Linked DNA regions of Mus musculus: all the other regions are linked to region 1. Evidence: chromatin loops called from intact Hi-C (ENCODE). Cell type or tissue: heart. All regions are shown on one strand.

What was found. Peaks named below come from ENCODE experiments on the same cell type or tissue, not always from the same donor. Only the 100,000 strongest peaks of a DNase experiment are listed, where the experiment ranks them.
Region 2: a loop joins it to region 1, with 6 times the contacts of the local background. A loop is called at or near these places in 17 of 42 quality-filtered maps.
Region 3: it touches region 1 in a loop (10-fold over the local background); 20 of 42 quality-filtered maps call a loop at or near these places.
Region 4: a loop joins it to region 1, with 3 times the contacts of the local background. A loop is called at or near these places in 10 of 42 quality-filtered maps.
Region 5: it touches region 1 in a loop (6-fold over the local background); 27 of 42 quality-filtered maps call a loop at or near these places.
Region 6: it touches region 1 in a loop (5-fold over the local background); 17 of 42 quality-filtered maps call a loop at or near these places.
Region 7: it touches region 1 in a loop (4-fold over the local background); 16 of 42 quality-filtered maps call a loop at or near these places.

What each region holds. Positions count from the first base shown.
Region 1 is chr1:172,308,331-172,312,330 of GRCm38, reverse strand. No RefSeq gene overlaps it. Among named protein-coding and RNA genes, the nearest start is that of Igsf8, 2.0 kb to the left of the region's middle. In heart, CTCF peaks have their summits at 849, 2,010 (motif pointing right) and 2,494; DNase peaks (open chromatin) are centred at 70, 820, 2,090, 2,460 and 1 weaker place; H3K4me3 peaks cover 2,022 bases; H3K27ac peaks cover 2,909 bases.
Region 2 is chr1:172,160,644-172,164,643 of GRCm38, reverse strand. All of the region lies in intron 2 of Dcaf8 (DDB1 and CUL4 associated factor 8), which reads right to left. Among named protein-coding and RNA genes, the nearest start is that of Dcaf8, 15 kb to the right of the region's middle. In heart, a CTCF peak has its summit at 2,472 (motif pointing left); no DNase peak of the experiment used is centred here; H3K27ac peaks cover 779 bases.
Region 3 is chr1:172,045,389-172,049,388 of GRCm38, reverse strand. No RefSeq gene overlaps it. Among named protein-coding and RNA genes, the nearest start is that of Nhlh1, 10 kb to the left of the region's middle. In heart, a CTCF peak has its summit at 2,304 (motif pointing left); a DNase peak (open chromatin) is centred at 2,308; H3K4me3 peaks cover 822 bases; H3K27ac peaks cover 873 bases; H3K27me3 peaks cover 1,092 bases.
Region 4 is chr1:172,242,330-172,246,329 of GRCm38, reverse strand. Atp1a4 (ATPase, Na+/K+ transporting, alpha 4 polypeptide) reads left to right here. Exons shown (of 23, transcript NM_013734.1): 9 at 1,298-1,499; 10 at 1,883-1,992; 11 at 2,169-2,303. Among named protein-coding and RNA genes, the nearest start is that of Atp1a4, 14 kb to the left of the region's middle. In heart, a CTCF peak has its summit at 2,347 (motif pointing right); a DNase peak (open chromatin) is centred at 3,819; H3K4me3 peaks cover 1,296 bases; H3K27ac peaks cover 2,617 bases; H3K27me3 peaks cover 1,189 bases.
Region 5 is chr1:172,141,304-172,145,303 of GRCm38, reverse strand. It overlaps the pseudogene Gm10171. Among named protein-coding and RNA genes, the nearest start is that of Dcaf8, 4.7 kb to the left of the region's middle. In heart, a CTCF peak has its summit at 1,542 (motif pointing left); no DNase peak of the experiment used is centred here.
Region 6 is chr1:172,215,615-172,219,614 of GRCm38, reverse strand. Casq1 (calsequestrin 1) reads left to right here. Exons shown (of 11, transcript NM_009813.2): 1 at 1-203; 2 at 1,641-1,725; 3 at 2,721-2,821; 4 at 3,595-3,706. Among named protein-coding and RNA genes, the nearest start is that of Casq1, 2.3 kb to the left of the region's middle. In heart, CTCF peaks have their summits at 2,081 and 2,283 (motif pointing right); DNase peaks (open chromatin) are centred at 874 and 2,294; H3K4me3 peaks cover 2,478 bases; H3K27ac peaks cover 3,079 bases.
Region 7 is chr1:172,125,227-172,129,226 of GRCm38, reverse strand. Pex19 (peroxisomal biogenesis factor 19) reads right to left here and starts at 2,472. Exons shown (of 8, transcript NM_023041.3): 1 at 2,379-2,472; 2 at 487-596; 3 at 1-72. The coding sequence starts at 2,448. In heart, no CTCF peak of the experiment used is centred here; DNase peaks (open chromatin) are centred at 1,546 and 2,456; H3K4me3 peaks cover 2,052 bases; H3K27ac peaks cover 1,448 bases.

The sequences.
Region 1 (4,000 bases):
GGGAGACCAGTCCCAGCCGCGCCCCGCTGCCCGGCCCCGCCCCCGCCTCGCCCCGCCCCAGGCCGTCGCCTGGGCCAGACTTCGACCCTGATGGTGGCTCCGCCTCTGGCCTCAGGCTGGGCGAACTGGCGGCACCTGGGCTCCTCTACCCCCATTTCCTCGCTCAGAGGGCACCCCGCCCTGCACCTGCCAGCCTTCCAGGGAGAATGGGGTGCTTGCAGGGCCTCTGGGGATGCATGATGGGGTGACTGTGGTTACGCACTCAGAATCCAATTGGGTGATGTGGGCCACTGAGTCTTGGCAGCAAACCCTGCTGATTTATGTAGGCATGGCCTGACCCACGGTTTCCTGGACGTGAAGCGGACCCAAAGGGGCTTCAGAGTCCTGGAAGATCGCTGGAAATCTGTTCTAATACCCGGTCAGAATGCAAAGCGAAAGGGAAGTGGGTTAGCGGTCCAGACTTCCTAGCTGGAAGATCCTTGTTCAGCTCAATGCTTTCAAGCTCACTTCCCCCCCCCCCCCCGCCACGTACGGAACAGAGATTGTAAACACTCGAGGAGTTACGGCGATTATTAGCTGAGATCATGCACATACGTTTCATGCACACGGTAACTATGGGGGTGTTTTGTTTTTGCGTTAAACTGCTTTCTACCAATTGGAGTCTCCAACGAGAGGACGTAACACACCTCTTTGCTGGGGAAGGTGGAGCTAGCCTGGAGGTAGGAAAAAGGAAGAGAAACCTCTTCCCAAAGCCATGTCTCCAACTGTGAAAAAGGCGGAGAGTAGGGTGGGGCCAGGATGGGAAGAAGGGGCGGCTCAGCCTGCAAAACCAGGGCGCGGAAGTGCCCATTAGGGGGAAGTGGCCTAGAACACGTCTAGATCTTCACCTCCATTCCCTACTTGTCCCCTTCACCCCTGCTCCCTCGCTTACTGCTTCCTATTGAGAAAACTGAGGCACAGACAGGAAAAGAGATCCGGGCCAGCGGTGACTTCCTCTTCTCAGAAGTCGTATTCGTGGGGCTGCCAGTGGAAGCCACATTCAGCAACCACAGAGAAACACTGATAGGGAATCTATAGGGAAGTCAGAACTCCAACCCTGGTCGCCCAAGACTGCCTAGCAAGAGGCTAAGGGACCTGCTCCTTGTCACCTGGATATATCCCAAGCCTGGTTTCTTCACACTGTTTCTCTAGAAGCCATGTTGAGCCATGTGAAAACTGCAAGCTACCGGGAGACTTTGGGAGAAAGCATTCTCCCTTTAGCTGGAGGTTGAGTGGATTGAATGACTTTCTGGTACCGGTTTGAAAGTCGGTCATCATCATCATCATCACCATCACCATCACAACATCATGATTATCATCATCATAGCCATTTATGGGATGGTTTCACAATAACACCGCCACCACCTGAAGATATCCTTTCTAAACTTTACAGGTTATTTTACAAGCAAAGTCATTTAACACAAGAGAGACCTGGCCTTTTAAAATAGTTATGTGTCTTGCCCAAGGCCACACAGATTTTAAGGTAACTAAAGTGTTACTTTAAAGCTCAGGTCTGGTGTGCACACCCTAGCACGCAGGAGGCAGAGGCAGATGGATCTCTGTGACTTCCAGGCCAGCCAAAACCACATATATCCTGTCTCAAAACAAACAAAAGAGCAAAACAAAACAAATCCACAAAACCTCAAGTCTGACGGTTCCCATCTTTTCTTGTACTCCACTGTTCACTCTGTTAAGGGCGAAAACTCATTCATGTTGCAGGGTACTGAGCGGGCCAGACCTTGTACTGGATTTTAGTAGTGCCCTAGTCAGCAAGGCTTTCAAGGTCCCCAACTCTCAGGGATATCCTGCGTGTTTTGAATAAACAAGTTAACAGTCAGCACTCGGTATAAGCATATGGGATGGAGTAGGAGGAGCTCTCTTCCAGGAGATTACCTTGTAGCTTGGGACAAAGGGACTCCCGTGCCAGTACACAGGGGTTAGGGGCTGGGCTAGGAGAACGTTTACACACCCCTCCCAAAACTGTGCAGTCCAGCAGTGGCCAGCAGAGGGAGCCCAAAGTCCAGGACTGTCTCACTCCTAAGATGCTTATGTAACTTGGAAAGTTGGGGGAGGGGAGTAAACGCCAGGCACGAGGCTCACCACATGCAGGCACATGGCTCCCCACTGAAACCAAGGGGCTTCACACAGAAAGGTGTTGCGCACACACCCAGCGGGGCAATGCTCAAACACACGCACATGCGGCAAAGGAGGGCCAGATCAACGTCAAAGACTGGAGGACACCCCACACTCACACAGACTTATGCAGTATGGAAACTGGCGTTCTGGGGTGGAGTGAGGCAAAAAGGAAGAGACCTTTCCAGGCAGACTTAAGATTAGACTAAAGCATGGATTGAGAGGAAGCCTGAGACTGTAGAGACGTGGACACTGTTGTGACCATCAAACCAGATCCCCACCCACAGTTCCACGTACTGCCACATGTGGGCAGACTTCAGTCACCAGTCTCGTTCCATGTGGTTATTTAACAACATTCAGCCTCCAGATGGCATGTGTATGAAGCATCTAGATGACAGTAAGGTGTCATGAGTATCGTTAGAGGTAATTAAGACCCAAGGCCTTCCCTGAAACAGTTATAATCTGGCTGAAATGTCATATGCTATAGTCACAGCAAGAGAACAATGCCCCTCAGAGAGAAGCATGTTCAAAGACAAGACTGTTGAGGTGACGTGTTCTGCCCTGTGCAGGCTCTGTAACGTGAACTGATTTCGTTTTCCCAGAACCTGTGAGGTTAGCACTTCTCATCTCTATAGAAACCGAGGCATGGAGGACCTAAGGCGTGTTAGACTCGCTGTCCAGTGTTGGATTTCTTGGAGTCCAAATTCAGATTTGAGCTAGGATCCTCTAGCCTGTTGCGTGGTGAAAGCAAATATCACAGAAAGAAAGAGAAAAGAAATATAAGCCCAGCACACACACACACACACACACACACACACACACACACACACACACAGCTATAGAGACACACTGACAAGCACACCAGCCACTAAGCTAATAAGAAAACGACACAAACACACACATAATGGTATGGTATCCCCTGCCTCCTTAGTATGTGTAAAGTCCAGCTCGGAGGGAGCCTAAGATCCCACACAAGAATGTCTTGTGTCTGTGTGTGTTTACAAAGCCTTCACCTGGATGAACTGATGAACCGAAGGGGAAGTTCTCTCTGCTGAATTGTTGAGCGGTTACAGAAAGGGTCAGAGTCAAAGGAAGAGAAAAACCCTACCCATCACCTGGACCACAACTTCACGCAGGGGATGAAGCAGGTGTGTAAGCAAGCACAAACATGCAAGCATCAAACACACCCAGACACATTCCCACAAAGTGGCCCCCCAAGCATACTCTACCACTTCTTTCTCCCCTGAGCAAGTTGTGTAAAGCCTTATACTGTTCTCTCTCTCTCTCTCTCTCTCTCTCTCTCTCTCTCTCTCTCTCTCTCTCTCTCTCTCTCTCTCTCTCTCTCTCTCTCTCTCTCCCCCCTCTGTGTGTGTGTGTGTGTGTGTGTGTGTGTGTGTGTGTGTGTGCCCTGGTCCCTCCTCTTGCCCTGACAGAGCTCACACTTCTAGTTCTCAAGCCCAGTGCCAAGCGGGCAGCACAGTTGTTCAAGAATAGAGGAGCCACTATACTACTTGGGCCTTGGCATGACCTGGTTCTGACCCACTGAGTGGGCCTAGCCATTGCTTCTCCCAGAGTGAATGCCAGCTGCTGCCCACTTTGGAATGCTACTCATGGATCCCTCTGAGCTGGAATCCCCCTCAGCTTTCTACCCTGCCAAGGCCTGTGTTCATTAGCCCTATGGTGTAGGTATCTGGGTTCCACCCACCACCCCCACCACCCACTCCCCACCCCCCCAGGCTCCCTGGACTTGTGCTCTGTCCCCAGGCAGCTGAGAGGGACCCGCTGGTTCAGAATCCCATCTGGAGGGTGTCAAAGAGCAAAAGCAGGC
Region 2 (4,000 bases), 150 kb after region 1:
CTCTCCTTCACTGAAACCTATGCGGTTTCATTTTTAAAAAAGAAAAAAAAATTGTTCTCTGCAGAGACAACTGCCCAAAACTACTGAAGCAGGCCACCATGGGGAAGCAGAAATACTGCAAAAACAAAACCACCACCACCAAGAAAACAAAAAGAAATCCCAGCCCTGAATCTGAGCCAGCAGCTGAGGAGCAATGAGGAAGCACAGCACAACGCAAGGTGTGAACGGTGGGCAGGAACAGGAGCTATGTCTGGAGAGACTATCTTCTTCCTTTCACTTGTTTGAGACAGGGTCTCACTCTGTACCTCAGGCTGGCCTCAAATTCACAGGGGACTCTTCTGCCTAGATCCCCCAAGGCTTGGATAACAGCTGTGAGCCACCATAAATTACTTCTTTTCTCTTTGATATGTCATTTTAAATAAAGACTAATGTATGAGTTTTTTGCCTGTATGTATGAATGAATGAATGAATGTATGTATGTATGTATGTATGTATGTATGTGCACCATGTATGTGCCCCGTGCCTGAGAAGGTCTGATGCTGCTGCTGATTCCCCTGGAAATGGAGTTATGGATGATTTGTGAGCCACCATGTGGATGCTGACAAATGAACCAAGGGCCTCTGTAAGTTGTGTTTAACCTGAGTCATCTCTCCCATGCCATGTAGATGTATTCTGATAACGTATTTCCCACACATCTCTTGGCTTTGTCTCTCAATAGTCACTATATTCTTTAGCATCTCAGTAATTTCCCCACTCTGAATCTACAGTTTAAAAACTAGACTATGTAAAAGTCCTAAGAAATAAGGAAAGTTATTCCATTACTGGTCATAAAGCAAGCCACTGTTATTATGGTAAAGTAAGAGTAGATGACATATTTTTCCACTTCTAGAATTAAACTGTCTACTACATCACATTCTACTCCACTATTATCCATTTCCAGAGGATAAAACAGCAGCTCCCCAAAACCATTCTCATAACTAAATAGCATCAGGAGGTCCAGAATGTGTGGACTTGTTATATTAAAGCTACCTGTTTTCCTATTCTCTATGATGACCTGGCTCTGAGAAGTGGGGAAAATGAGCCATAATGTCCAACTATATCCACAGTGGACAGTATAGTCTTTTAGAAGAGAAAATGGCTTATGGGTCTTAAAAAAAAGGATCTTTTTGAAGTAAAGTTGACAGACCTCATTACTAAACTCAGAACCAGAAAACCCTGTGGATGCTTATGTAAACCACAGCAGATATTTTACATTGTGATATCCAATAAAAGTTAAATTTTAGCAAAATCAGTCTCAGACTAAAAGGAAGACCGCAGACAGTGGCGGTCCACACCTTTAATCCCTGCACTCGGGAGGTGGATCTCTGTGAGTTCAAGCGCAACCTGACCTGGTCTACAAATCAAGTCCAGACAGCCAGGGCTATACAGTGAAATCCTGTCTCGAAAAACAAAAACACAACAACAAAAAAAGGGAGAAGTTCAAGAACTCAGCAGTTAATTTTAAAAAGGTTAATTTTTCTAGAGTGAAGCCAGCAGTCCACTGTACCCTGACAAGCTCGTGACCACCACTGGACCTTGCTTTCTTCATCTGTAAAATAACAGACTGAAAGCTGGACATGGTAGCACATGCCTGTAAACCCAGTGCTTAGGAGGTGAAGGCAGGCCTATGAATTCAAGGTTATCCTCAGACATGTAACAAATTCAAAGGCTACATGAGACCCTGTTCTCAAAAAACAAAGAAGACAGAGTGTATCTAACTAAGTATCCAGATGGCCCACACTGTAAAACATTCTGAGAATTAACATGATCCTCAGTTTCAAATTTTAGAGCATTTCAGATGTTCTTATTATTTATATGAAAACACTAGTAAATCTAGGCTTGAAGTACTGATGAGCAGCAGAGTGCTTGGCCAGCAACTATGAGGCCTGAGCTCAACACCCAATGCTGCAATAACCAACCATCTAAAAAGCCAAAACAGAGAACGCTTCTAGTCCTGACCATTTTAGGCAAGGGATATTCCATCTCTACCTATTCCAGAAATATTATACCTTAGAATTTTATGCTAAAATGTAGCAGAAAGGTGCAGTGAACAAAATGTTATTAATAAACTTCAGTGTAAATTGTGAGCATTTACCCCCAATATGTATGCATGTATAATCAGACTGCATAAAATATTAAGATTCAACAAACATGGAAGCACACATTGGTAATCCCAGCACTTGAGAAGCTGAGGCAAGAGATTTCCAAGAGTTAAAGGCAAACCTGGGTTACACAGAGTAACAGGCAGTCAAAGCTACATAATACAACCCTATCTCTAAAGTGCAAAACAGGAGGGCTGGAGAGATGGGTCACAGCTTCAGAGCACCTGGGGCTCTTTCAGAGGATCCAGGTTCAATTCCCCATCAACAGGAGACACACTAGCTCACAATTGTCTATAACTCTAATTCTAAGGAACAGGATGCCCTCTTCTGGCCTCCACAGGTAACAGTCATGCATGTAATGCACAGGCAGGAAAAACACCCACATACACAATAATAAAAATACATTTTAAAAATGTAGCACAGGCCAGGAAGATAGTAATGTTCTTGACCCCGCACCAAGCTTACAAGTCTGAGTTTGATCCCTGGAATGCATATGGTGGACAACTCCCACAAATTGTCCTCACACTTCCACAATTTCATCATAGCACATACAAAAAAATAAGGAAAATTTAATAACTTTTAAAAGGTGTGTTAATTTTTCTAGAATATATACCAAACAAATATTTCACCATTCTTTTTCTATACACTACTGGATCATCTTATATATCCTTTAATGTGTGTATAAATTCTCATTTTAGGAACTATTTCTCTAGAAAACCAAGAAACTATGGGCTGAGGAGAGGTTTAGTGGGTAAAGTGCTTGCTGCATAAGTGTTAAGAATGTGTTCAAATTCTCAGGCCCCACAGCAAAAGCAAGCTATGGTAGCTCACATCTGTCACGCCAGTGTTCCTAGGAGAATGGGAGTTGGAGACTATGAGAACTCCCAGTAGCTTGAAGCCTAGTTAGCCCAGTGTACACAGTTGCAAACAACAAAGACCCTATGCAGACAAGGTGGAAGGCGAGGAAGCCACCTGAGGTTGCTTGCCTCTGCCCACAACAAATGATGTGGCATATGTGTTCGTTCTCTCTCTCTCTCTCTCTCTCTGTCTGTCTCTCTCTCACACACACACACAAATTATGACAATAATACAACTACTTTTGAGAGAAGCTATGATTCTCCTAAGTTTCAGTCAAAATGAAACATAACCAACTCAACTCTAGTGTAGAAGCTACAGTGACCGCCTGCAATTCTTATATTGAAAACATTTCTGATGTGACAGCATTTAGAGATGGAATCTTTAGAATACAATCAGTTTTAGATGAGGTCATAAAAATGGCTATCCTTGTGATGGGATCTGTGACACTGTAAGTGACAGGTTTTTTTATTTCTCCCTTCTCTCTGGCATGTGAGGGCATGATGAGGAGGCAGATACATATAAGCAAGAGGACATCCATGACCAGAAACCATGCATAATGGTGTTCTTAGACTTTACCCTTTAGAATTGTAAGAAATAAAGTTCTGTTGTTTAAGCCAGCAGGCATTAGAATTTTGGCATAGCAGCCTGAGCCATTTTAAGACACTGTCTAAACTAGAGCAGGCAGAGATGCTACAACTGTGCCGTACAACTTAAACACCATAACCACTGCAGAATCTCCTCCATTCACCAACAAAATAACTATCATTGAGTCAAGCCCAAACCATCATTTTCATTTTTCAATGTTTTACATAACCCAAAACTCCACTGTTTCCACTGTGATCAATTAACATGTCAAATCTGGTCCAGAACAAACCATTCTGAGCTGAGAGAGCTGATGAGGTCACTGTCTCAGGTAGTTGGAGGAGTTTAGATTAGCTCTACTGCCTATACTCTAAAAATAACCATGACTCCTGCCAAAGTGAAGGTTAAAGAGTAAACTG
Region 3 (4,000 bases), 260 kb after region 1:
CAGGGAGAAAGGAAAGGGACAGAACACCACGGTTCATCTCACACTGTTCCAGAACCAGCTCCTGGGCTCGAAAGTAGGGTGTGGTGACTCCTGGATTCCCAGGACCAGGGAGGCGGAGACAAGAGAAGCCCCCCCCCCCAAATTTGAAGCCCAGGCTTGGTTATATAGAGAGTTCTGGGCCAACCAGGGTTACATAGCAAGATCCTCTCTCAAAAACCCAAAGAAGAAACAAAATGAAAGAAGACAGAAACAGGAAAACAAAACCCAGATCCAGAGGCAGCGGGTTGTGAGCAGAGTGTGTGTGTGTGGTGCCGTGGGAGGGTAGGTTATGAAGGACCCAGGAGGGGGACAATCTGACTCGGCACCCCTCTTTCCTCTTCTAGCTCCCACGCACAGCATGCCCCTCTTTCGGCTGTTCATGCCCCGGTGACCACAGGCCCCTGATTTTCTAAGTCCTGTGTCTGCTATAATAATTGCTCCCCTGCCCTCTGTCTCAGAAAGCCCTTAAGTCAGTGACAGCAGAAGGCAAGACCCCAAGGGCTTCATAATGGGGTCTCTGAGCCAGCCCTTCCTTCTCTCTCTCTCCCTCTCCCTCTCCCTCTCCCTCTCTCTCTCTCCCTCTCTCTCTCTCTCTCTCTCTCTCTCTCTCACTCACACACACACACACACACACACACTGTGCTGTAGACTGGCAGACATATGGCTCCTTTGTGCCCACACAATGAGGGTCCTGTTTGTGCCCCTTTACAGCCTGGGCATAGAATGCCGGTGCTTCTCTCTCAGCTCCCCCCACCCCTTCCTTCTCAATGCCCGGAGGAGGGCTTGCCTTCCCTGCCTCCTCCTCTTCCTCTTCCTGGAAGGCCCATCCTTTATCTTCCTGCTTCTTTCTAAAGACCTTGTCTGTGCTCTCAAGTTAGACCGGGTGGAAGGCGAGAGCTAACAAGAGAGTCACCTCTACAGATCATTAACACAGAAGAACACAGAAACCCATGGGCCTGTAAGACTGGGAGGTGTGGAGTAGGGGGAGAAGCAGGCCAGGCAGCAGGCAGCAGCAGCAGTGCTGTGCTAGAGGGGAAAGCCCAGCCCATGCGTGGTAGCCAAAGGCCTGGTGGTGATCCAGTTCCCTTCCCTCGTCCCTCTACTCCTCCCTCGAACCCTCCCCCTCTCTCTCTTCTTCCCTCCATCCCTCCCTTGGTCCCTCTCTCCCCCTTCCCCCTCCTCTTCCTATTAGTATTTTTGAAACAGAGCCTCTCACTATTCAGCCCAGGCTGACCTTGAATTTGCTGCAATCCTCCTGCCTCAGCTTTCTGAGTGCTGGGATTAGGGGGTAGGGGTGGGCTACCACGCCTGGTTCATCTTTACCCTTCACACACAACAATAAACAGACTGCCTGCTCACCTGACAGCTTCTTCACCTGTGAAGTGGGAAGACAATCAAGGCCTGTCAGAGGGCTAGGGGGATTAAATGGGGTCTGCATGAAAGTGCTCTGTATGCCGGCAGTGGTGCTGCAGGGTTTTAAACCCAGAACTCCAGAGCTGGGGAGTGGGGGTGGGGGTGGGGGAAATCTCTGAGTTTGAGGCCAGCATAGTCTAGGACAGCCAGGGCTACACAGAGAAACTCTGACTTAATAAGAGACAGAGAGACAGAGAGAGACAGAGAGAGACAGAGAGACAGAGAGAGACAGAGAGACAGAGAGAGACAGAGAGAGACAGAGAGGCAGAGAGAGACAGAGAGACAGAGAGAGACAGAGAGACAGAGAGAGACAGAGAGGCAGAGAGAGACAGAGAGGCAGAGAGAGACAGAGAGGCAGAGAGAGAGACACACGGAGAGAAAGAGAGAGAGACACACACACAGAGACAGACACACGGATCTATTTATACAATACATATCAAATGATACCTCGGGGAGCACTAAGGGCCAACCTGTACTTCTGCATAGTTTGTTCACTGTGCAAAGCAATAGAAGCGAAAGGGTCTGACTTTCAGCTCTTCCACCAGATGGTGTGTGTGTGTGTGTGTGTGTGTGTGTGTGTGTGTGTCTGCTTTAGGGAGAATGCATACATCCTCAGAGAAGAGGCCCTGAGTTCAAGCCTCTCACATGCGTTCCTCAAAACTGGGCAGGAGTTAATCTTCTTTAGAGAGTTGGGAGTAAGAAGTCTGTGAGTTATACTAAGCTAGGACTGGAGAAATGATAGATAGCCAAGGAGTTGAAAAAACCGAAAAGGGTGTCAGAGGCAGCTGTAAGGGGCTTTTCCTCTTCCTTCCCCAGGCCGCTGTAAATCTCAATCATTGCTTGTTGAACACTGCCCCCTGCTGGCCACTAGCAGAGATGGTCTCCCCCACCGCCCCCAGTCTTCGTTTTCCTGGTAGAGAGGGGTTAAGAAACTGAAAATGGGGACAAAGAGCAGAGAAACTGCTGGTGGGGCTGCAACTCAGGATTCTGTTCCTGGGAGGTGAGGGAAGGTGGTACTGACTAGGTACATCGACTAGACTTTGCGTTTTATGCATTCATTGACTAGAATCTCAAATCCTTTAAGTCTGTGGTCGTTTCATTTGGTGTGTGTATGCACCTACATCTTGATGCTTGTTTCTTGTGCCCTTCCCCCCCCCCATTATTTTTAGTTGTGCGTGTGCACTTACACACATACACACACGCACACACGCACCTGCACACAACAGTGTAGGTACCACTGGAAGCCAGAAGTGCTGGATGCTCCAGGACTGGCGTTATACTCGATGTGGGTGCTGGGTACCGTACTCCTCTGCGAGAGCAGTGCACACTCATATCCTCTGAGCCACTGTCCAGTCCTTTCCTACCCTTCCTTATGTAAGAACCTGGGTGGCAGCTGTCCAATAGGGAGCTGTTTTCCCCACTTCCCTTGAGGCGTCTGCTTTCCCTCTGACTTTTACTTCTTTCTTTCAGCTCCATCAGCCACATGGCTGTTTGCATGTTCCAGTTTTTGGTCCCCCTCCTCCTCTGGTTTCTGACCCACTTCATTCTCAGTTCAGATTCCAGCTTTTGCCTAGCATGGATCACTTGATCTTCCAAGAGAAGCAAGGGGAGAGAGGTCTGAGGTCACAGCCTGTCTGCCATCTAACTCTTTTTCTTTTTCTTTTTTTTTTTCTTTTTATCCTCCATGGCATTCACATCCAGCCTTCCCTTTTATAGTCTTAGAGAGGATTGTATTTCGTCCAGTGCAACATGTATCTGCTGCAAACTCATGTGTATCCAGCGTTGCTGCAGGTTCTACTACAGGCTCTGTGCCACTCCCCTCAAATCTACTTAGGATGGGATGTGGGGGGCATAGACTTGGAAATGCATGAGATATGTGTAAGGAACAGACGTGGTACAAGGAAGGCTGATGGGGGCTGGAACAGGTAAGATCCAAGCTGGATTCTGAAGGCAAATGGGCTCCCAAAGGTTAGCAAGGTGATTATAATGAGAGCTATTGCATGCTGCCAAGAGCTCCATCACAGATTCCCTTCTCTGGACACAGGCACTCTCTTCCCATGTGTAGGAGTGCTGATTCTCTCTCCAGGACTTGCCTTGGGAGGGAGGAAGCTCCCTCCCTGGGGCGTCTGCATGCAAGGACTGGTTCTTGTGGGCTATCCCAGCCTGAGAATTCTCGTGGGATCATCGGAGACCTTTGTAGCAGTCCTATGGTTACCTCACACCTGGGAGCACTTGCCTGCGTCCAGTGTCAGAATCAAGGAACCCAGCTCCCCACTGTGGATGCGGCTTAGCAGTAGCATGCTGCTCGCTTACCACGCCTGTGTGAGGCTCTGGGTTCAGTCGCCAGGAATGAAAATAACAAACAGAACACATAGGACAAAACAAAGCAGGATTCTAGCAGGGCATGGACAATCCCAATGCTTTTGTAGCTAAGGGAAAAACAAAACTAAACAAAACAAAACAAAAGCCACGTCTATTTCCCAGGGAATGATCCTTGGGACAGGAATATTCCAGGCAGAAGGCAGCATTGATGTGAGGGGTGTGGATC
Region 4 (4,000 bases), 66 kb after region 1:
TGTGCATTTGTTAGTTTATAGAGCAAGATTAATTTAGGATTACTGAATTCCACCATAATGGACTTCGAGGCCACTTAAAATCAACCTTTGAGCCAACACTGGATGCCCTCTATAAAAACCCATGGAAGATAACTGTGGTTTGTTTCTGAGGGTGACTGACATAGCTCCTTTGTCTCAGCCCCGTCTTGTTCTTAGCTCACTTTAGTTAAACTGAGCAGAAATATGATTCCCTGTTCCATCCTGGTTTTCCCAACCAGAATAAGCTGGTTCTTTGTGTCCTAATGGCCTAAGCCCTCCACCCCCATGACAACCATCATGACTCCTCAGATTCTCCAAGTAATCCCTTAACCATTCTTCCTATGACACGGTCTTGGCTCTCTGTCTTACTAATAACTTGTTTGGGAAACTTGTTGCTCTAGTTTTGTTTTGTTTTTTTTTTAAGATTTATTTATTTTATGTATGTGAGTACATTGTAGTTCTCCTCAGACACACCAGACAGAAGAGGGCACCAGATCCCATGATAGATGGTTGTGAGCCACCATGTGGTTGCTGGGAATTGAACTCAGGACCTCTAGAAGAGCAGTCAGTGCTCTTAACCACTGAGCCATCGCTCCAGGCAGCATATTCTGGTTTTTCTATAGTCATCTTAAAATAGAAATAAGGATAACATTTAGGGTGTGTTAGGACTAGTTTTAAAATGCTAGGAACTAAGGATATAGTGTAAATAAATTGTAATTCCATAATTGGGATTCTATACTTACCTATTCACAGCACAATAGTTTGTTAATTTTTAAAAACCACCTTAGCTTCCATTTATGATTTTAAAACAAATGTTCTGGTTTAAATGATTTCCCCGGGGGCTTTTCAGTACTGTGACATCCTTTCCCAATGTCATTACCATTCCCTTCTGCCCAAACTTTTCAGACACTATTGGCAAGATGCCCTATCCATACATAGCACTGTATACCACAGTAAAACGTGACCCAGCGATGTGGTCCTTGTAGAGAGCGGATCTGAAAGACAGGGAGTGGTCTGGGATGGAAAAGAGGCTCCTGAATGAAAGATCTAAATGCGTCCCGGGGAAGGAGCCTGTGCTCTGTGACAGACACAGGAGTGAGGCGCACACTGAAAACTCTCGCCATAGACCATTTCCTCAGCATCCCTTACAGAGATCACAGGTGGGATTTCTAAAGACCGGGTTAGAGTAAAAGGGAAATAAAAATAATCAAATTTCCAAAGCAAAACAACCTGACCGGTCTCCACCTCGATTCATTCTTTCCCCTTTCGGTGGCCTTAGGTGTGCCTGACGCTGACCGCCAAGCGCATGGCTCGCAAGAACTGCCTGGTGAAGAACCTGGAGGCCGTGGAGACGCTGGGCTCCACGTCCACCATCTGCTCAGACAAGACGGGCACCCTCACCCAGAACCGCATGACAGTGGCGCATTTGTGGTTTGATAAGACTGTGTATGAGGCCGACACCAGTGAGGAGCAAACCACGGGTAACAAGTGGCCCTGGTAGCCAAGAGCGGAGGATTTGGGGTGGGAAGTTTAGGCGATAGATGACGCCAGATAAACAGGAGAGAGCAGGATCGTGGACAGAAGCGGGAGTGTGGGGGCCATAGGAAATATCACGCCGGGCGATGGTGGCACACGCCTTTTTTTTCTTTTCGGAAAACCAAAAAGAAAGAAAGAGAGAAGAGATACCATCTCTGTGCAGTGTTTAGGTGCGAAGATGAAAGTGAATAACCCCTGCTGCGCGCCTTATGTAGCTGAGAATGAGCTTGGCCCTCCCAGTCCCCCTGACTGACCTCCCCCTCAACGTCTAACCCCTTGTTTTAAACTCCGTGTGTTTATAGCTCTTCCTCTTCTTCTTCTTCCCTAGGGAAAACGTTTCCCAAGTCCTCAGACACCTGGTTTTACCTGGCTCGAATCGCTGGCCTCTGTAACCGGGCCGACTTTAAACCCCATCAGGAGTCTGTTCCCATAGCTAAGGTATCAAGTTGAAGTGGAAAGAGGGCACCTCAGTGACTAGTATCACCTGTCTGTCCCCTTCCAGAAAAGTCTGCTTTTCAGTGGTTTTCTACACATACCCTTCCCTCCCCGTTCTGCCTCTCTGCTTGTCCGGATGGTATACCCCTGGGACTTACTGTACACTCCCATCCTTGCAGCGGGCAACAACAGGGGATGCTTCCGAGTCAGCTCTCCTCAAATTCATTGAGCAGTCTTACAACCCCGTGAGCGAAATGAGGCAGAAAAACCCCAAGGTGGCGGAGATTCCCTTTAACTCCACCAACAAGTATCAGGTACAGAACTGACAAAGGTGGCGGGAGAACGGTGGGGGCCATGGACTCGCCAGTGGGGGGAGCTATGCCTTTGCCTCCAGCTTTGGAGCAGGGCACTCGTTCAGGAGCGCTGGCATCCCAACTAACAGGAAGGCTCACCACAAGGAAAGTGACAAACGCTAAGGAGAGAGAAGTAGGTGATCAAGGGAGAGAGTCTGAGCAGAAGGCTCACCCATGTTGCCTGCAAAGAGAGCACGTCATAAAATGCTAAGATGGGCAGAGGCAGCTGAGGCAGGATACTGGGAGTCTCACACAGCTATTAGTCTAAACCAGTGTCTGCTATGAAATTCGCCAGTGTAGACAGCTTATACCCCCCTTCCCTCCATGAAGTCCCTAGGGCAGCCATCATGAGACAGTTAGGAGTCGAATGCACGTGTGTCATATTTTTCTCTTTTTGTTTGTTTTTTGTTGTTTGTTTTGTTTTGTTTTGTTTCCGAGACTGGTTTCCTTTGCGTAGCCCTGGCTGTCCTGGAACTCACTTCCAGGGTTATATTTTTCACCTTCAAAAACATTGATTCATTATCCAGGTAGGTGAGGGAGAGAGGGTGAGTGATGGTCGGGGATACAAATAAGGAAATCCAAAGAAGCTACGCATGGTGGTTCATATAACCTCCACCTATTACCTCAGCAGCTGAGAGAGGGCTGAGGCAGAAAGATTACTCTAAATTTCAGGTAAATTTGACCTATAGTATGAGAGACCCTGTCTTAAAAAGGAGGAGGAAGAAGAAAAGAGGAAGAGGAGGATGAAAAGGAGGAAGGAAGAAGAGGAAGGAGGAGAAGAAGGAATAGGAGGAAGATGAAGAGGAGGAAGAGGAGGAGCAGTAATAGTCCATGCCTAGGGATGGGGGAGGGGATGAGAATCCAAGCTAACTTCAAAGAGGATTTCAGTAGAAAGTAGAGTCCCCTTGCTGAGGCTGGAGGCAGCCTTAAGCTAGTTTGCTCAGGCAATGGTTCCTCCAACTCCTTGAATTTCCATGAAGACCAGACATTTGAGTGTAACAGGGTTACGAAATAAGACTCCTAAGTCAGTTTTGCCCTTCTGTCTTCAGGCATAAACAAAATAACAGTCTATATGGATTTTTAAAACCCAATTACTTGTACTTTCTGATGGAGCACTAAGGGCTAAGTAGATCCACACTTCCCATCGAAACTCGCCTTAGTCACTGTGATAAAAAAGAGCTCCCGGAGCTGCAAAGAAGCTGCAAACTTTATTCCTACTTTTTTTTTCCTGACACTTGGTGGCCTCACTAACCAGACAGGAATTCTGTGGCTTGGCAGAGTGTGAGTAAGGCCTTTGGATGAATTAGGCACCTCTCCCTCCATGTGGTTAAAAATAAAAGTCGAACATATTCATGACATTGTTGGAATGTCTAACAAGGAACCAAGTCCCCCACCAAATTACCATATGAGTGCTTCTGAGCTACTGAATACCATTCAAGTGGCAGAACTGGTCTCTGTGGTACACGGTGTGTGACAAGCCAGCCCCACTGGACTCAGCTCCAGCAGGCACTAGCTCTGACAGGCTTTGAGTGAACTACTATAATTAGCTTGCTCCAAGGGCAGAGACTCCAGTCTTTGAAAGGAATGTGTCTTACTTAGCCTGTTAGTCTCTTACCATCTCTGAAATAGATTGTAGTCTGAGCATTTCTGATTTCTCT
Region 5 (4,000 bases), 170 kb after region 1:
GGCTTGGCTGAATATACAGAAAGTAAATCGAGTACCAGCATTTATTACTGTTTCTGAACACAATGTGTCCAGCAAGCCTCCAGCTGCCGCGCTCTCCCCATCATGATGAATGATGTCCCCTCAAACTCTAAGCTGAAATCAGTGCTTCACTCACATAATTTGTCCAGCCATTTGGAGAGTAACTACTCCAGCTAGTTTGTCTATCTCCATTAGTGCCCTCATACGAGCAAACGTCAGGCAGCTGAGTGACTTTTAAGATGTAAGTCAGGTCATAGTCCCCTACCCAAAACATCCATTACTTTCTCATCACATAACGAAAGTCAAAATTATCTAGACTGGGCCGAGCATACGTCCCCGGCCTGAGGAGGTGGTGGCGAGCCCACCGCCGTTTGCTGCGACCTCATGGAAGGTGGCGGAGGAAGTAGCAACAAATCCACCAGCGGGTTAGCTGGCTTCTTCGGAGCCGGAGGAGCGGGTTACTCGAACGCTGATTTGGCCGGCGTCCCGCTGACTGGTATGAACCCCCTGTCTCCTTATTTAAATGTGGATCCACGCTATCTCGTTCAGGATACTGATGAATTTATTTTGCCAACTGGAGCTAATAAAACCCGAGGCAGATTTGAACTAGCTTTCTTTACCATTGGAGGATGTTGCATGACAGGGGCCGCATTCGGGGCAATGAACGGTCTTCGTTTAGGATTGAAGGAAACCCAGAGCATGGCCTGGTCCAAACCAAGAAATGTACAGATTTTGAATATGGTGACTAGGCAAGGAGCACTTTGGGCTAATACTCTAGGCTCCCTGGCTTTGCTCTATAGTGCTTTTGGTGTTATCATTGAGAAAACACGGGGTGCAGAAGATGACCTCAACACAGTAGCAGCTGGAACCATGACCGGGATGTTGTATAAATGTACAGGTGGTCTTCGAGGAATAGCACGCGGTGGCCTGGCAGGACTGACACTCACCAGTCTCTATGCACTGTATAACAACTGGGAGCACATGAAAGGTTCCCTGCTCCAACAGTCACTCTGAAGATTTTTGGCACCTCAGGAATGGGGGACACTTCATAGTCATCCAGATCAATTAATAAGCCAGTCTGGAGTTGCTTTCTGTCTTGTACCTACAGTTACTTTGAACAATTGGAGACTCTGATTTGCTGTGACAAAGATCATGGATGGTTAGCCTGGACTGCACTGCTTGCCCTCAGTGAGTGGAAGCCAACCCCTTGGTGGCTCACTGAGTATGTGTTCTCTTCTCCTTTGGAGATGATCTTGCACCCCAAACTGGAAAACCACTTACTCTCCAAATTCAGGCCATACTTTTTATTACCATGTTAATTCATTTAAAAAATCTAAAACTTAAATGTTGCCCTGTTTTCCAAATAAAGGGTGAAAACAGAAAAAAAAAAATTATCTAGACTGATGGCTCAGCAGTTAAGAGCACTAACTGCTCTTCAAGAGGCTTCTGTTTCAAGTCCCAACACCCAACATACTAGCTAACACACTCCAGTTCCAGGAGATCTGATGCCCTCTTCTGGCTTTGTAGGTATTGCACACAAATGGCACACAGACATATATGGAGGGAGGCAAAACACCACGCATTAAATCTTTTTTTTTTTAAAACCAAAATTAGCTCCCAAGGTTCTACATTATCTGGTTCCTATCTTATTTCTGATTTTATCTCTTCCCATGCTGCCTGGAGCTGCTCTAGCCTCATTACCTTTCTTGCTATCAGGAGTACCATATTATGTTCCAGCTCAGTGTTTTACCTTGCAATGTTCAGCTATGTTTATTACACTGCATCTCTCCTAAGTCAGGTCTCTATACAAATGGCACTTTGGTATAACACATAGTTATCTACGGATACCAACTCTGCTTTTATTTCTTTATTTCTTTATTTATGAGGCGGGGTCTCACTGTGTAGTTCCACCTGGCCTTGGAGTCTCAGAGACCCATCTGCCTGCCTCTGCCTCCAGCACACTGTGAGTAACAGCATGTGCCACCACACCTGGTTCTGCTTTCATTTTCACAAGAAGAGGTCTCACAGGCTGAGTGTGGTGGCCCACACCTGTAATTCCAGCCCTTGAGAGTTGGAGGCAAGAGGATCGGTAGTTCAAGTGAGCTATACAGGACCCTGTCTCAAAAAACAAACAGGAAGAGAGGCAGGGAGGGGACAGGCCTCCAAGTGTTGGGCTCAAGTGACCCTCCAGCTTTAGCCACAATATTGGCGTACAGATGCACATGACTGCACTCAGTCTGTATCATTTTTCAAAAGATGTTTTACTGTATAGCACTTAATCTATAATTATATATTTAATTTAATTTCATATGTATGGGCAGTTTGCCAGAGTGGCCATCAGATCCCCCAAAACTGGAGTTACAATCATGAACTGCCATGTGTGTGCTGGGTCCTCTGGAAGAGTAGACAATGCACTTAACCACTAAGCCATCTATCTATCTAGGCTTCCATTATATATTTTAAATCTAACTATATTATTAGAGTGTAAATTATTGAAGGCAGGAACTATCCCTTTTTCATCTTTGTAATGTAATCTTCACCTAGAAGGCTAATGAGCAAAGTAGTTAAAGTCCTGTCTTCCAACTTCATTCTTTCAGTCAATCAGCAACTATTTATTGTACCGTACAGGAGAGGCCTTGATCTTGGAACTACAGCATCGAGTGAATAAAACAAACTGAGATTCTTTTGTTTACAGAGCTTTTTAGTGCATGGTTGGGAGCACAGGGAGAGAGATACTCAGAAATTATCATAGGGGCTGGAGAGATGGCTCAGCAGTTAAGAGCACTGACTCTTCCAAAGGTCCTAAGTTCAACTCCCAGCAACCACATTGTGGCTTACAACCATCTATAATGGGATCTTATGCCCTTCTCTGGTGTGTCTGAAGACAGCTACATGTATGAGTACATGTGTGTACTCGTATACATAATTCTTTTAAAAAAAAGAAAATAGTCAGTGGTGGTACTTGGGAGGCAGAGGCAGGCGGATTTCTGAGTTTGAGGCCAGCCTGGTCTACAGAGTGAGTTCCAGGACAGCCAGGGCTACACAGAGAAACCCTGCCCTGGGGGGTGGGTGGGGGAGCAAAGAAAAAAAAAGAAAATAATATAAAGCCATGAAAACTGTTGTGAAGGGAATAATGTTAAAATAGATTCCCAGAGTTTCCTATTACAGGGTGAATGTGGTCTTTTCCCACAGGGGTTTGGAGAGCCCCCTTTGCTGAGGTGTCCTCTGAATAAGGACTTCAGGTGAGAATGTGAGTCGCACTCAGCTGGGAAAAGGTGTTCCAGCCAGAGGGATCAGCAAAGACCCCAAGGGTCCAGTGTGCTTCAGAGGAAGCCAGGTGGTTCAGATCGATTACAAATTTATGGACCAAGAACAGAATTGATTTTCTTCTAGGTGTGTGCTAGGGAGTCATAAAAGATCTTGAATAAAAATGGCACGATTTGATTTATAACTGAAGAAGTTCACTATAGCTGATTTCTTTAACTGCCCTCAGGGAGGTAAAACAGAAGCAGACAGACTGGTTAGGAAGGTATTGAATAAAAGACCTGCAGAACTTGTATTGCAGGGCAAGGTACAGAGGTGGCTGCACTGAGGGCTTTCAGGTCGCATGGAGGTGAGCTTGCTAACAGACTGAACACAGAGTGCAATACATGGAGAAAGCAAGGATGTGTTGGGTTGTCTTAATTAAATACGCAGTCAGTCCTTCTACTGAGGTACAGTGGGAAAAAAGGCACAGGGTTTGTGAAGGAAACAGGTCTGTTTGTCAAATCCCAAAGCGCAGAGTTGTTGTTGTTGGTTTTTTGAGACAGGGTTTCTCTGTATAGCCCTGGCTGTCCTGGAACTCACTTTGTAGACCAGGCTGGCCTCTGCCTCCCGAGTGCTGGGACTAAAGGCTTGCGCCACCATAACCGGCAAAGCACAGAGTTTTATGCTACAGAAATAAACAATCATTTCTTATTGGCGAAGACATGTTGGTTGTAAT
Region 6 (4,000 bases), 93 kb after region 1:
GGACGCCCAGGTTAGGGGTCCAGGGGGAAGATGGGTTGGACTTCCCTGAGTACGACGGTGTGGACCGTGTGATCAATGTGAACGCCAAGAACTACAAGAACGTGTTTAAGAAGTATGAGGTGCTGGCCCTCCTCTACCATGAGCCCCCCGAGGACGACAAGGCCTCGCAGAGACAATTTGAGATGGAGGAGCTAATCCTGGAGGTGAGTGGAGAATAGCAGGCCTGGAGAGCATGCTCAGTCCCCTCGGTGAGCCCTGAGTCTGAGGGTGGGGGCTAGCTTAAGAGCAGCATGGCTGCTGGGCCTCTGTCTCCACCAAGTACATGACTGGAATGTGGCCTTGGCAAAAAGAAAAAGACTCAGGGACCAAGGTCCTACCCTTCTGTTGGTAAGTTGTGCTGCAGGAGGCAGGGGCACTAGGTTTGGCTGGGGGGGGGGAGAAGCTGGGTGGGGGGAGCTTGCACAGTACCCTGCACTGTGCTTCATACTACTCTTGTGGCCAAAAGATCCCCCTCTCTTTACACACGTAGGGCCGTGCTCCAAGACGCAAACAGCAGAACCGTGAACACGATTGTTCTTTTATTTGCCTTCAACTGACTTAGTGACTGTACAGTTAAATGACTTCTAGAGGCTTCCCACAGACCTCCCCAGGCCAACCCGCCGCGTTTTGTCCCCTAGGGGAAGTCCTTACTAGAAAACTCTCACGAAGGCTTCAGCATGCCTTCCCCATCATTTCAGCCAGAGAATCTACTTTAGGTCCAAGGCAGAGACGGTTAATACAAAAAAGAAATGAGGGGAGGCAGCCTTCCGATTGGATTACGTGGCCACACGCATCCCTAATGGAGCTAGGATACGTTTGCCTTTGTCTGCACTTCCCCGGCTTGGTGATACAGAGAGGCTCCACCTTGTCCGAGCTTGGAATGTTTCAGTGTAAGACACCCGGCCCCCTGGCTTGCATTTCCGTGTGCCCCATCGGGCTCTGCAAACTGCTATCTGATTAATGAGCCAAGTATTTTTATCCTCCATGTTCAGTGGCCTCTGCCATCCACCTGCCACCCGCCCTCCCATTCTCCTAAGGATCACTGCAGTGCTGGGTGGGATACAGCTGCACACAGTATGCCCACAGCAGAAAGAATCCGCAGGTGGCTGGCTGGGGAGGCTTGTGGGGCGACCAGCCTAAAGAAGAAGGAGGTGGGGCCTGGAAGAAGAGTGACTGTCCCTCCAGGGATGATGGCAACCTCTTGACCTCTGGCCTTTCCTACCCCTCACCCCACACCCCATCCTCCACAGCTCTCACTTTGGGAGTTACTTCAGGATCCCAGGGTCCCACATTCCCCTCTGCTGAGTTTGGCCTTTGATCAGGATGAAAGGTAGGGCCCAGTCTTTCATGGAAGGTGAGACTCAGCGTCCTTCAGGAACGTTGCAGTGAGCAATAAATACACACCATCTTTTCAAAGGCTGAACCAAAGACAGGCTAGGGTTATGAGGTGCCCAGGCAGAGTCTGCTTCTAACAGATGGTGAAGGTCAATGCTTGGCTTTCTTGCACCTCAGATGACCCGATGAATGATAGGAACGTATCTCACAAGGAAGAGGTTGATAAGAATTCTGGGGGCTAATTTAATTCTGACTCCTTCTTCCAGTTAGCAGCCCAAGTCTTAGAAGACAAGGGTGTTGGCTTTGGCCTGGTGGACTCAGAGAAGGATGCAGCTGTGGCCAAGAAACTAGGTAAGGGAGGGCAAGGAAGCAGGTTATGGAAGACTGGAGAGGCCCAGGTGGGGGTTTGGGGGAGATTTGAGAGCTGCACATCTATTTAGAGTGGGCCGGGGCATTTGAGATTAGGGGCTATTCTGTATAGAGTCCTGCGCCCCACTCCCTGGATGAGGTGGAACGGTGGGGTGGTAACCTTTCTGCTCATCTAGAAAATAAGACTGGGTAGGGACATGGGCATGGTGGCTCATACTTGTGATACTTGTATTTGAGAGGATGAGGCAGGAGGATTGTGGATTCAAAGCTTCCTGGGCTACATAGTGAAATTCTAAAACAAAACAAAACAAAAGCATGTATGCTAACCTAAAAAAAAAAATGTAGTTAAAAAAAAAAAAAAAAAAAAGAACACAGCTAGGTGTTGGAAAGGAAGGTGAAACCAAGAAATACAGGCATAGCCAGAGAGCCCTTCTGCAAAGTGCTTTTTTGGCTCCTCCCCTCCCCCCTCCCTTCTCCCTTCCCCCTCGGCTTCCTCCCTTTCTCTTAGCAGAGCCCAGATATTACACCACCCGGCCACCAGGCGGCAGCAGAGGCTGGACACCGGATGTGGATGGGGGAAGGGTAGTTAGCAACAAGTCATCTGGACAGCAATAGCAAAGATTCAGCCACTAGATACTTCAGAGTCGCTGGCAGGAATATTTGTCCCTGGCTGTGTAGGCAGAGCAAGGGAGCTGTGTTGCTAGAATCTGAATCTTCCCAGTTTCCTCCCCTCAAACCCTACCGATCCCCACCCGGGCAGGCCCCAGCTTCTGCCTAGCTTTAGCTCCTGAACTAATTTGGGAATGAAGGGTTTAAGGGTTTGTTGAAGGTAGATGGGGCGGGGCAGGAGTAGGGGGAAGGGATGGAGAGGTGGAGGATGAGTCTGCAGGGATTAACAAGTGGGCTGTGACCAGATTAGACTCGGGTTTCTGGGAAGGTTGTCTTCCTCACTCACCTTCCCACCATGCGTTTCCTAGGACTAACTGAAGAAGACAGCGTTTATGTGTTCAAAGGAGATGAAGTCATTGAATATGACGGCGAGTTTTCTGCAGACACTCTGGTGGAGTTTCTGCTTGATGTGAGGGTTCCCCTGAGCCTCATAGCCTTGAAGTTTCCAATGCCCCTCGGTCCTTACTAATCAACCCTACACTCCTAAACACACACACACACACACACACACACACACACACACACACACACACACTCACACACCAGGCATACATACACTATACCAGTTTCCCACATACCACGTGCAACATGTAACAGATATCACATACATATATCATATAGATCAGACACAATGTACACAAAACATATGCATATCACATATATAGGCCCCTATATGTGTGTGTGTGTGTGTGTATATACACATATATATACATATATATATGTGTGTGTGTGTGTATAAAGCACATCATATATATGTGCCACATATACCAGATATAAAACATACATACAATGCATTCTCATGCACACACATGACATACAGCATACATATAGCAATAAAACATGTAATATACAATTTATATTATATATATATGTGTGTATATATATGTGTGTGTATATATATATATATATATATATATATACACCATACACATCAGAACCACAAATAAATCACACATACAACAACATATCACAAACATATACCCCATGCCAAGCAGAAGATACAGAACATGCGTATCACACACACTGCACAACACTCAGACTACACACATACACCATTAACAGGCCACATATCCACCCTATACAAGCATCTCCTATTCTAGTTCCCTGTCTTTCCCCTGTATCTTTCTCTGGGGCCTGTCAGGGACAAAAGGAATGGTGGTCTCAATATTCTTTTTCTCCCAGGTCCTAGAAGACCCTGTAGAGTTGATTGAAGGTGAACGAGAGCTGCAGGCATTTGAGAATATTGAAGATGAAATCAAACTCATTGGCTACTTCAAGAGCAAAGACTCAGAGCGTGGGTAACAGCTCTTTCTGACCCACCTATCCTCCTTGCCTCCCTACTTTGGCCAGTGGCCAAGCATCTCTGGTTCTGACCTCCTAGGCCCCCTTCTTCCTTCTGCACGGTCAGCTCCATCATCTGTCCCTGCACTCTGGGGCATTCCCAAACACCCCCAGCATTCCGCTGCTTCCTCTACAATTCTATTGTATTTTATTCTCAGAGAGCTAGAGTTAGAGAGCTAAAGGGGATGGGTCTCTTCCTGGGACCCACATGTCAAGGAAGACCTGCAGAGAAGATTCCCCTTGGTGG
Region 7 (4,000 bases), 180 kb after region 1:
AGTAGCTTGGGAAGCCAGCTCACTGTCAAACAGTTCCTGGAAAAATTTCTCTTGGGAGGCGAAGAGAGCATCCTGCAAGGGTGGGGTGGGGTGGGGAGGGAGACAACATTTGCCTCCTATAGCATCACCCTGGGGCTAGCCGCTTAAACGAGCTCATATTGGGAAATGAAACATCTCCCCTCCCACGAGCACCTCCACTGAACATTCCATCTACCTCTTCTCCGGAGGGCAGCAAAGACTGGCCACTGAAGGTCTAATATGAGGTAGCATACAAAGCCAACCACTTAAAACCGCTCTTTCCTCTTTCCTCGTTAGCCCTCCGTAAAACCACAGGTCCTCGTTTCATAGGAACTGAGGCCTGGAAGAACACTCAGCAGTGTGAGGCAAAGGCACCCTCTCAGCCACCCCTCTGGCCCAGAGGGCCCCCCATCCCTGCTCTGAGCTGCATGGCCATCCTCCCTCTCCCTTAAGTGGGGGAATTGATACTTTGGCAGTATCTCCTGGCGCTCTCTTCTGGGGTCCTGAAGCGTCGGGAGCCGAGATGGTCGGAGCATGTTCTGGGGAGGGTTTGGCTTTGTCGAAATCATCAAGAGCACCTTCGGAGACAAGAGAAATCATCAAGAGCACCTTCGGAGACAAGAGACGGACGTGGTGGCGATGTTGAGGGTGGAAAGGGCTAGACAGCCGTGTGATTTGAAACAAACTCTTAGGAAAATAATGATACAAAGTGCTGGCTTTCCTGGACTTCTCTCTCTTTTTCTGGTGTCTCTTCTGCCTGGACTACTGGCCAATAGGCTTCCCACCTTCCTTGAGAACCATCTAGTTTGTTGTGACCAGTTGGGAAGGAAACCCTTTTACACAGAACCAGTGTTCATCTCAGAATTAGGAGGAGAGAATTAAATAAAAGCTGTGCAAAGAAATCTCTATATGCACACTATAAAATTCCCTTAAAAAAAAAAAAAAACCCTGCTGGGTCGTGGTGGCGCACGCCTTTAATCCCAGCACTCAGGAGGCAGAGGCAGGCAGATTTCTGAGTTCGAGGCCAGCCTGGTCTACAGAGTGAGTTCCAGGACAGCCAAGGCTACACAGAGAAACCCTGCCTTGAAAAACCAAACCAACCAACCAAACAAACAAAAACCTACACATTTCATCTAACATGAAGAAGAGGGGAGAGAGAGCCTTATTTCTTGGAATTCACTCTGAGGCCTTAGCTAATATCGTCTGTTGAGGAAGCACAGAATATACCACCCGGCTTTCCACCGTTCTGACTACTAGGATACATTCGACAAGAAGGTATTAACTCTTAAATAATGCTCCAATTTAGATCGCCCTTAACAGGCACCTATAGCCTCCTTGGCCTCATATGCAGTAAGCCTGGGCCAGGCCAGTCACTGGGCACTCCTCACTTCATCTGTTCATTTTCTACCTGCTTATATCGCTGTGACTGAGCAAGAGATAAAAGGTTCACCTCTGCCCTGAAAAGCCTGTGTTGTCACCATCACTCTGCCTGCCAGGACTAGGGAAAGGGCACTGGCCTCACTGGCGCAGGAAACGGGAGTGGAGTGCAAGGCCAAGAAAGAGATGAAGGTCCACCATCTTTTCAGGAAGAGGAGACCTTTTCCCCTGGGGCTGGCTCACTTTGTTTTCTCCAAAGGATAAATAAGGGATGTCAGGCATTGTGGTGCCATGCGAGAATGCGGAGGAAGGGACTGGAAAAATCACAAGTTCAGGGCCACTCTACAGTACTCAATGAGTGTGAGGTCAGCCTAAAACTACACGAGACAGTCTCTCAACATCACACTAATTTTAAAAGGAGACTTCTTTGACTACTCGCACGAAAGAACTAAGGGTCTGGTAAAAGAATGAGGAAAGACTGTGCGGTAAAAAGGCGTTTCGGGTTAAGAAAGATACTATCATGGACATATGGACCTTTGGAGCTTAAAGATTATTTTGTTCTGTGAATCCTGCTACTGAAAGGAGAGGCGATTTTAATAATTTACAGAAGGCGATCCTGGTGGGTCCAGCCTGTGATCTCTGTACTCCCAGTGGCGGAGGCTGAAAGACTGCCGCGAGTTCCAGATCAGCCTGGGATACCGAGTGAGAGAGCCTTGCCTCAACAACAATCCGACAATCGAAAGCAAGAGAAGTTTGTAAGGGGCTCGTGAAACAGCTCTTTACGGTTAGTGTTCCCCTTCGCAGGGAGATGTGCGGTTTGGACACAGCCAGCTAATAAAGAGGGCCGGGGTCGAACTCAGACCACCTCCCCCGCTGACCACTGAAGAGATTCTCCCGCCCCGCTCAGAAACCTCAAGTTCCTCTAACCCCCACGATGGATCCTCTCCCCGATACTTCTGGTCTTTCCCATCGTGCACTCTTACTTTCCAGAAGCTCCTCCAGTTCCCGGTCGTCTTCGACCCCAACACCGCAACCTTCCTCAGCAGCCGCCATCTTACTGCCTCCGACTTGCCGTAGGAGGTGGAACCACTGGCGCCACCACATGCCCCGCCCCAACCCCGCCCCCATGACTTGAGCAGCCAATAATATCGTTCTACCGTGCAGGACCGCCATTTTTAAAGGGACAGGAGACTGGGTTTGTTTTTGTTTTTGTTTTTTTTCTTGGGTTGGGCCTCAAACCTAGGTTCTTGCACGTATTAAGCAAGCACTCGGCTACTGGAGCTACAGAGCCACAGCGGTTTGCCTTGAACTAGATAGATTGCTCAAGCTGGTCCAGAAATCGGGGTCTCCCTTCCCCGTCTCCACTTCCAAACTACTTGACCCATGAGGCCCAGCTGTATTGTGGGGGCGGGTCAGAAGGGGTGGGAGGGTTTATTGCGTTTTGCTTGCCCCATCTTTAACCTGGAATCTTTAATCTGGGTTTTGTTTTCAGGCAGGGTTTTCTAATCCTACTGTCTCCACCTCCCAAGGACAGAGATTACAGCACAGGGCTCAGCTAAAATACGAAGCTATTAAACGAGCAATTTTTCGCTTGAGACAGGATTGCCAAATTGAAGCAACCTTGGTTTCATCCTCAAAGCACACGTGGTAGGAGAGATGTCTATCATGTGCTGGCTCTGACCTCCGAATATGCTCCTTGACATATACACAAAACAGATAAACAAAGATCATCCAATTTATTTTTAGCGTATAATGAGCATCTACTGTTGTATACAATCGTGCTGAGCACAGTGAAATCTACAAGTGGATCAGGGATGGTCCTACCTGTAGAGGTTGACTGGAGATAGAATTGGAAACACAGATGTTACTTAAGCAGATTAAAAAACAAGCATTCTTTCTTTGAATCATTTCTTTCAGTTTTCTTTGTGTGTTGGGGGGATTGTCTTGTTTTTGTTTTATCGAGAATGTTCTGTATGTAGCCTTGGCTTTCCTGGAACTCTGTAGACCAGGCTGGCCTTGAACGAAAAAAATACTCTTGACTCTGCCTCGAGGGTGGTGGCATTAAATGCGTGTACCACCACACCTGTCTCTCTTTTCTATTCAGCTGGCAAGAAGTGGCAAATCCCTTTGGAGCTAGAGCAATAGGTGGTTGGCAGCCACCAGATGTGGGTGCTGGGAACTAACCTGAGTCCTCTGCAAGAACAGTCTTTGCTCTAAACAGCTAAGCCATCTCTTTAACCACCATGATATCTTTTTTTTTTTTTTTTGAGACAGCATCTTGCTCTTTAGCCAATTGTTCTGCTTTAACCTTCCAAGAATCCGAATTATGGCTGTGAATTGCTGTGCCAGATTCTTGCCTGACCTTGAAGGAAGAATGTATAAAACTTAAGAAAATATTCCCGTAATATACACATTTTTGAGAAAGCAGTCTTAGTTTGAGGATTATATTTAAGAAAGCAACTCTTAAATCTGAAAACACTAAAGTCCTGTGCTCTTTGGAGCAGCTTTTCCTCCTCAGTCAGGCACACTCCCCCCCCCCCACACACACACACAATGTATGTTCCAGTTTACTCATTGCAGCAATGCTGATAATCAGCATAAATAA